Regions from separate parts of the Homo sapiens genome. Here region 1 is linked to region 2. A link is a loop called in an ENCODE intact Hi-C map of the cell type or tissue named here. Cell type or tissue: OCI-LY7. All regions are shown on one strand. Each heading gives the region's core, and the rest is flanking DNA. Links, peaks and the distances in the headings are about the cores only.

What was found. Hi-C counts contacts between places; a loop is a spot of excess contacts. Peaks named below come from ENCODE experiments on the same cell type or tissue, not always from the same donor. Only the 100,000 strongest peaks of a DNase experiment are listed, where the experiment ranks them.
Region 1: a loop joins it to region 2, with 8 times the contacts of the local background. A loop is called at or near these places in 10 of 110 quality-filtered maps.

What each region holds. Positions count from the first base shown.
Region 1 is chr18:23,075,545-23,079,930 of GRCh38, forward strand. No RefSeq gene overlaps it. Among named protein-coding and RNA genes, the nearest start is that of CABLES1, 58 kb to the right of the region's middle. In OCI-LY7, for the core only: a CTCF peak has its summit at 2,030; DNase peaks (open chromatin) are centred at 2,037, 2,437 and 3,257; H3K4me3 peaks cover 294 bases; H3K27ac peaks cover 549 bases.
Region 2 is chr18:23,409,459-23,413,844 of GRCh38, forward strand. All of the region lies in intron 3 of SLC35D4 (solute carrier family 35 member D4), which reads right to left. Among named protein-coding and RNA genes, the nearest start is that of SLC35D4, 26 kb to the right of the region's middle. In OCI-LY7, for the core only: CTCF peaks have their summits at 2,516 (motif pointing left) and 2,716; DNase peaks (open chromatin) are centred at 2,523 and 3,333; H3K4me3 peaks cover 846 bases; H3K27ac peaks cover 1,937 bases.

The sequences.
Region 1 (4,386 bases), core at 265-4,264, 330 kb before region 2:
CATGGATAAATGTTAGAGACAGTGTCTTACAAAAATGAAAAACGAAGTCAAGTTTTCTTCGCAGCTTCTATACATGTACCCAATGAAAATCAGAAAACCACAATTCTAATTCTTAGGCCGGGCGCGCTGGCTCATGCCTGTAATCTCAGCACTTTGGGAGGCCAAGGCAGGTGGATCACCTGAGGTCAGGAGTTCGAGACCAGCCTGACCAACATGGAGAAACCCCTGTCTCTACTAAAAATACAAAATGGGCCAGGCGCAGTGGCTCACGCCTGTAATCCCAGCACTTTGGGAGGCCAAGACAGGTGGATCACGAGGTCAGGAGATTGAGACCATCCTGGCTAACATGGTGAAACCCCATCTCTACAAAAACTACAAAAATTAGATGGGCGTGGTGGTGGGTGCCTGTAGTCCCAGCTACTCGGGAGGCTGAGGCAGGAGAATGGCGTGAACCCAGGAGGCAGAGCTTGCAGTGAGCCAAGATCACACCACTGCACTCCAGGCTGGGTGACAGGGTGAGACTCCGTCTCAAAAAAAAAAAAAAGAAAAACACAGTTCTAATTCTTATTGATACTCTTTTGTCTCAGAATGATAGAACGGAGAAAAAGTAGAGGTTTTTTTTTTTGAGACACAGTCTCACTCTGCAGCCCAGCCTGAAGTGCAGTGGCAGGATCACTGCAGACTCAACCTCCTGAGCTCAAGCAATGCTCCTACCTCAGTCCCCCAAGTAACTGGGACTATAGACACACACCACCACACCTGGCTACTTTTTTTCATTTTTTGTAGAGACAGGGTTTCACTTTGCTGCCCAGACTGTGTCTCAAGCTCCCGGTTTCAAGCAATCGTCCCACCTCAGTCTCCCAAATTGCTGAGATTACAGGTGTGAGCCACGGTGCCTGGCCAAAAGTAGGATTTTATAGTGATATTCCACAATCCTTCATCAAGTCTCATCCAAATCAATCTGTTTCTTCAAGATTTCACAAAATCATCAAATGCTGGGGCTGCAAAGGATTTTAAGTGTTATGTTCTAGTCGTTCACCAGAGATTCAGTTTCATCCCTACAGCGTCAAGGCTAAAAACTCTTGTGTTGGGATTTGACCACCTGAAATCATATCCTGGCTCTACCATTTCCTGGATGTAGGACTCTGAGAAATTTAAACTATCTCCAAGTCCCAGTTTCCTCATCTATAAAATGGAAACAATAATAATATCTACCTCAGGCTTGCTGTAATGAAGAAATGAAATAACGTACCCTAACGTCATGTCCAGCACCCAGCAACTGGCCAGTTAGTGTTCACTATTACTGTCAATTTTAGAAACGTTAGATACAAAGCACAAAATACTCTGCAGCACCATTAAGCCAAGGCGTCCCATTGGAGACTCTGGCAGTCTGTGCCTGCCAATAGCTAACTCCATTTTTTTTTTTTTTTTTTTTGAGACGGAGTCTCGCTCTGTCACCCAGGCTGGAGTGCAGAGGCGCGATCTCGGCTCACTGCAAGCCCCGCCTCCTGGGTTCACACCATTCTCCTGCCTCAGCCTCCCGAGTAGCTGGGACCACAGGCCCCCGCCACCACGTCTGGCTAATTTTTTGTATTTTTCGTAGAGACGAGGTTTCACCATGTTAGCCAGGATGGTCTCGATCTCCTGACCTCATGATCTGCCCACCTCAGCCTCCCAAAGTGCTGGGATTACAGGCTTGAGCCACCGTGCCCGGCCGCCACTAGCTAACTCTTGATCTGTAAAGCTAATTAACTGAGTATTTATCAGAGTGGGGAAAGAAAAAGGAATTTGAAGGGAGTGACAATAAAATTAATTTAAATATCGTAAATCCAATTCAGTAAATCCTTTCACTCAAGAGAAGTGAAGGCAGTGTTTCCAGGACACAGACAGGTATGCTTTGTGCACATGTGCTTCCCACTCCAGAAAGCAAGCCTGGCGTCCATGATCTTATGGTGTGTGGAGGGGATATCAACAAACTGGCTGCTCAGGAGCAGGGACCATTCCCAGCCTGGCATGTGTGTAAGTGAGAAAAGCAGGGGGCACCAGAGTCACAGGTTAAAAAAGTGGTTCAGCTTCCTGGAGCACTACTCTTCTGAAACAGAACGTAAATATTTGCATGCATTTTTTCAGACAAAATACACTACTTCAAAGAACTTTCTGGCATGCCATATTCCATCTCTAGCTGGGCCTCCAGTTCCGCAGGGACTGTATACTCTGTTCTGCCAAGGAGGGCTCTGGGGGAAGAGCTGGTGGTGCCCTGGAGTAGGAGAAAGATCACTGGACCAGGAGGCAGCGCGGGGAATGGCTGAGGTCTAGGTTCCATCCCCTCTGCTCCTCTAACCCCTTCTACTGTCACTAAAGGCACTATCTCAGCTCCTGCACTTAGCATGGCTTCCCTAAGTTACCCCAGCAGCCACCCAAGAAGGTGGCTAAGAAAGAAGCACTTCCTTCTTTCACGTAGAGTGATCTTTTGAAACCAAATTGACTCAGGCTAGAAACCTTCCATGAGTCCCTCTGGCTTCTGGAGTAAAGTCCCTGGCACAAGGCCCCTCACAGCCCAACTCCCAATGAAGGCTTTGCTATTCCACCACTCCCCATGCACCCCACATCCCTCAGCTCCCTCCCTGTTCTCCTCGCTTTTCCTGGTGCAGCTCCATCTGCCTTGTTCCCCAGTCCACTCCACCCAGGGAACCTTGGCTCACCCCTTGAGACCTCATTCATAGCCCTCCCGAGTAGGATGTGTTCCATCTCAACAAAGCAAGGTCCCCACGTTAACTGGCAGCCCTGGTTATCAGTGCGTGCTGACTGCAATTGTGTTTATTCCCTTTTCTTTTTCTTTTCCTTTTTTTTTTTTTGAGATGGAGTTTTACTCTTGTTGCCCAGGCTGGAGTGCAATGGCGTGATCTCGGCTCACCGCAATCTCCGCCTCCCGGGTTCAAGCGATTCTCCTGCCTCAGCCTCCCAAATAGTTGGGATTGCAGGCATGCACCACCATGCACGGCTAGTTTTGTATTTTTAGTAGAGATGGGGTTTCTCCATGTTGGTCAGGCTGGTCTCGAACTCCTGACCTCAGGTGATCCACCTGCCTTGGCCTCCCAAAGTGTTGGGATTACAGGCGTGAGCCACCACGCCTGGCCGTTATTCCCTTTTCTAGTTGGCAGAGAAAACCTCAAGAAGCTCTTTTGAAACTAAATCTCAGCAGATTTTTATTTCCAAACAGAATTAAAACAGGAAGTGAGAGTCAAAGTGTGCTCCACTGTGACAAAAGTCACATTAGGAAATCAAAGTGTCCTCATCTCTTAGGAAGCTCAGGTCTCCTTAGGGGCACAGTGAAATTCCCAGGCTTCCATCTGAGAGTCTATGGAAACTCACTTCAAGAGGTTCTCACTGGTGTTTGATTTTACTCCGAGGCAGGGCAAAATGTTTCATGGTTTTGAACGTGAAGAAAGTTCCTGCAGAGGCAAAGTCAGACAGGGTCAACTGCAGGGGCTGCAGAGAGCCAGGCTGGGGGCCAGCTAGAGTTAGAAGAGACTTCAGTGTTTCCTTCAATTAAAAAAAAAAAAAAAAGCCCTTTTGTAGAGGAAGTCCTGTGTCTCCAAGCAAGTTCTAACTTCACTAAAAAAAGCTTAGCTAAGCTCCGCCAACTGATTCGGTCTTTTTCCACAGAGAGGGAGAAGAGGGATGGCTGTTTTCTCTCAACTCCAGAGGAGAGTGAGTGAGGAATGAATTGTTTGTCTTCCACATAGCAAACCAAACTGGAGTCATTTTTACCCGAATGTATCAGTGGAAACCAAACTGGCGTCACTACAAAATTCCCAAGTCTCTTGCTGCTTCTGGGTTTATTCCTTGTTGTCAATGTTGTTTATTTTGTTCTTCCCACAAGTTGCAATGAATAATGTTGAATAAATGAATGAATAATGAATAATAAGAATGAATAATAAGTGAATGAATGAACACAAAACAGAAACTAACAAACTATCCAGGAAGCACAGAGATGTGTCATAGCCAGCAGAGAAAGGCTAAAAGACCTCAAGTTGTTTTCTGCCATTCTTACAAAGATGCTAATTATTATTATTATTATTTTTGAGATGGAGTCTTGACCCGTCACTCAGGCTAGAGTGCAGTGGGGCGATCTCGGCTCACTGCAAGCTCTGCCTCCCGGGTTCACGCCATTCTCCTACCTCGGCCTCCTGAGTAGCTGGGACTACAGGCACCCGCCACCACTCCTGGCTAATTTTTTGTATTTTTAGTAGAGACGGGGTTTCACCGTGTTAGCCAGGATGGTCTCGATCTCCTGACCTCGTGATCCACCTACCTCGGCCTCCCAGAGTGCTAGGATTACAGGCGTGAGCCACCACAACCGGCCGATGCTAATATTTTATCCGA
Region 2 (4,386 bases), core at 264-4,263:
ATACTGTATGGTTACCCTTAAATATACAGCTGGCCCTCTGTATCTGTGGGCTCCACATCCATCAATTCAATCAATTACAGATCAAAAATATTAGGAAAAAGGCTGGGCAAGGTGGTTTACGCCCTGTAATCCCACCACTTTGGGAGGCCAAGGCAGAGGATCACCTGAGGTCAGGAGTTCAAGATCAGCCTGGCCAATGTATAGTAAAACACCGTCTCAACTAAAAAATGCAAAAATTAGCTGGGCATGGTGGCACATGCTTGTAGTCCCGGCTACTTGGGAAGCTGAGGCAGGAGAATGGATTGAACCCAGGAGGTGGAGGCTGCAGTGAGCCGAGATCGCACCATTGCACTCCAGCCTGGGCGACAGAGCAAGACTCCGTCTCTTAAAAAAAAAAAAAAAAAAAGAGGATGGTTGTATCTGTATTGAACATAGACAGACCTTTCTCTTGCCATTATTCTCTAAACAATACAGCGTAACTACTACTGACGTAGCATTTACGTTGTAATCTAGAGATGATTTAACGTATATGGGATGACATGTGTAGGTTATGTGCAAATACTGTGCTGTTTTATATCAGGAACTTAAGCACCTGGAAATCTGGTTATGAGAGGGAACCTAGAAGCAGTCCCCCACATATACCAAGGGTCAACTGTATTCTTGTCTCATATCATGGTGTTTTTGCGATATGTAGGATAAATTCCCTGAAGTGGAAATGCTATTAAAAGATATGTGCATTAGGCCGGGCGCGGTGGCTCAGGCCTATAATCCCAGCACTTTGGGAGGCCGAGGTGGGCGGATCACGAGGTCAGATCGAGACCATCCTGGCTAACACAGTGAAACCCTATCTCTACTAAAAATACAAAAAATTATCCGGGTGCGGTGGTGGGCGCCTGTAGTCCCAGCTACTCTGGGAGGCTGAGGCAGGAGAATGGCATGAACCCGGGAGGCAGAGCTTGCAGTGAGCCGAGATCACGCTACTGCACTCCAGCCTGGGCAAAAGAGCGAGACTCTGTCTCAAAAAAAAAAAAAAGGTGCATTAAAGTTCGTAACTGGGGGCTGGGGGCTGGGCGTAGTGGCTCACGCCTGTAATCCCAGCACTTTGGGAGGCTGAGACGGGCAGATCACCTGAGGTCAGGAGTTCAAGACGAGCCTAGACAACATGGTGAAACCCCTAAAAATACAAAAAGTAGCCGGGCATCATGGCGGGCGCCTGTAGTGCCAGCTACTCGGGAGACTGAGGCACGATAATTGCTTGAACCTGAGAGGCAGAGGCTACAGTGGGCCAAGATCGCACCACTGCACTCCAGCCTGGGCGACACAAGTGAGACTCCATCTCAAAAACAAAAAGAAAAAAGTTCATAACTGGGTACCAAATCACCTTCCAGAGAGGTTGTAATGACCTGCCCTCCTTTACAGATCTAATGCTGTCTGATTCTAGGATAGCCAGAGGCCTGAACATTAGGAACAAACTAGGCACATGCAACTAATGCAACAATTCCCCACCTCTAATTCTTCAGCTGGTGCCATCTGGGCCTCCTGTGCTGGTTTATTCTTTCATTGTCCTGCTGGCCCACAAAGGAGGCAAGATGGAATTAAATCCTGAGATGGTCCTGGTGGGATCTCAGGTCTCTGTGGTGTGCGGGCCTCTAGGGAGATACTGAGCTACAGAAGAAAGAAGGAAGGAAGGAAGGAAGGAGGGAAGGAGGGAAGGAGGGAAGGAAGGAAGGAGAGAAAGAGAAGGAAGGAAAGAAAGAGAGGGGAGGGGAGGGAAGGGAAGGGGAAGGGAAGGGAAGGGCAGGGAGAGAGAAGGGAAGGGAGAGAGAAGGGAGGGGAAAGGGAAGAGGAGGGAAGGGAAAGGGAAGAGAAGGGAAGGGAAAGGGAAGAGAAGGGAGAGAAGGGAAGGGAGAGAAGAGAAGGGAGAGAGAAGGGAAGGCAGAGAGAAGGGAATGGAGAGAGAAAGAAGAAAGAAAGACAGACAGAAAAAGAAGGATAAAGAAAGAAAGAAAAAAGAAAGAAAGAGATAGAAAGAAAGAAAGAAAGAAAGAAAGAAAGAAAGAAAGAAAGAAAGAAAGAAAGAAAGAAAGAAAGAAAGGTGTGTGCTGTAGGGTCTCCCAGCAACTCCTAGCCACAAAGACTGCAGACCTTACCATGTTGAAGGACTATTTGCCAAGGGGTCTAATTTGAAAACTGTGGTAATAGATGATCTTTCTTAACTATTTATAAGCACAAATACTGCATCTTGTTTGAATCATGGGCCTGTTTTTTGTTTCCATACACACTCTGTCATCCCTAAGAACCCTGATGAACAAAGCATTTTATAAGAAGCTAACAAAAGTCTGTTGGCACGGTTTACAAAACTGTCGTTATTGAGATGAAGGCTAATTAAATTAAATTATTTGTTTTTCAAATAGAGCATGCATTATTGAGAGAACATCTACTCCCTGAAAACAATTTGCAGTTTAGCTCTTCATGGGTGCTGAAAAGGCTCCTGAAGCTGAATTTTTGAAAATTCTATGTTACACTGACACCTAGTGGACCAAAAAATAGTTTCCAAACATGAAAATAAAACAGCAAGAGGCCAGGCATGGTGGCTTACGCCTGTAATCCTAACATTTTGGGAGGCCGAGGCGGGAGGATCACTTGAGGTCAGGAGTTCGAGGTCAGCCTGGCCAACATGGTGAAATCCTGTCTCTACTAAAAATACGAAATTAGCCAGGCATGGTGGCATGCACCTGTAATCCCAGCTACTTGGGAGGCTGAGGCAGGAGGATCCCTTGAACCCAGGAGGTGGAGGTTGCAGAGCCAAGATCATGCCACTGCACTCTAGCCTGGACAACAGAGCAAGACTCTGTCTCAAAAAACAAACAAACAAAAAGAAACCAAGGTTCATGTTGACTACTGGAATTGCCTAAAATACTAATACCTTACAAATGTAAAGTCAGTATTTTCTTTAAAGTTGGAAAGGATTTCTGCATATTACATCACTAATTATAGAAGACCCCTAGATTTCTTTTTCTTTTTCTTTTTTTTTGGTCCACTACTGGTGACTATGCTTGTCAGTCTTACTGCCCCCTTTCTCCCTTCTTCTCACTTTCCTTAGACTTTTCTCTTTCATTCTTCACTCTTCCTCCTGACTCAGAGAGGATCACATTCCCTTGACGAAGTCCAGCCCTAATATTTCTTGAACCCAAGAGTCCTGTGATGACAGTTTCTCACAGAGCATAATTTAGAGATGGAGTCAAAGAACTATGGCCCATAGACCAAACCCCACCTGCTGCCTGTTTCTGAAAATAGCATTTTATCGGCACACTGTCACACCCAACCGTTTATGTATTGTCTGTTGCTATTTCTATGCTCTAACAGCAGAGCTGAGTAGCTGCAACAGAGATAGAAGAGCCCACAAGGCTAACATATTTACTCCTGGCACATCTGTTGGCCCAATTTAGAATAAGGCAGTCTGAGTCCCAACCTCTGGACCTTACTAGCTGAGATGCTCAAGGCTTCACACACTAGACAGTGCCCTGGGCTATACACAAAGGACCATGTGACCACTGGGTTTCCGTAAAGTTCTTTTTTTTTGTTTTGTTTAAAGAGATGGGGTCTCACTATGTTGCCCAGGTTGGTCTCAAACTTCTGGGCTCAAGCAATCTTCCTGCCTCAGACTCCCAGAGTGTTGGGATTACAGGCGTGAGCCACCGTGCCCAGCCTCAAGCTCCATTTCTCAAGGCACTTTCATCACTGGTTCTTCCCAGCTCTCTGATCATGCAGAATCATCACTTCTTCCCACTTCATGTTTCATTTTTTTTCTGATCCAAGATTCTCAACATGTAATCTAGTTTATGCTGAAATGGAAATCTTGTCATCTTCAGTAAGGTTCTGACAATCCCTAAAGCCCAATAAGAGCTTCAAAGAAACCAGTCTACAGCTCCCAACACCACAGTGTTTGAAAGGCCACTGCTCTCCTTCCCCACCAGGTGGTCAGGTTTTGACCCTGCCGCAGTGTTAGGGGCTGTTACCCTGTACCCTCCACTGTAAGGGCAGTTGCCTCCTCCAGCACCACCTTATCTACCTCACCCCTTCCTGGGAGGACCAAGGCTAGATGTGTCGCTGAGTGAGCCTCAGGAGATGGACTGCAGGAAAAGCACAGAACAGAGGCAATGTTAGTATTAAGAAATAGAGTTGGCCAGGCATGGTGGCTCACACCTGTAATCCCAGTACTTTGGGAGGCTGAGGTGGGTAGATCACCTGAGGTCAGGAGTTCGAGACCAGCCTGGCCAACACGGTGAAACCCTGTCTCTACTAAAAATAAAAAAATAAAAATAAAAATAAAAAATTAGCCAGGCATGGTGATGCACGCCTGTAGCCCCAGCTACTTGGGAGACT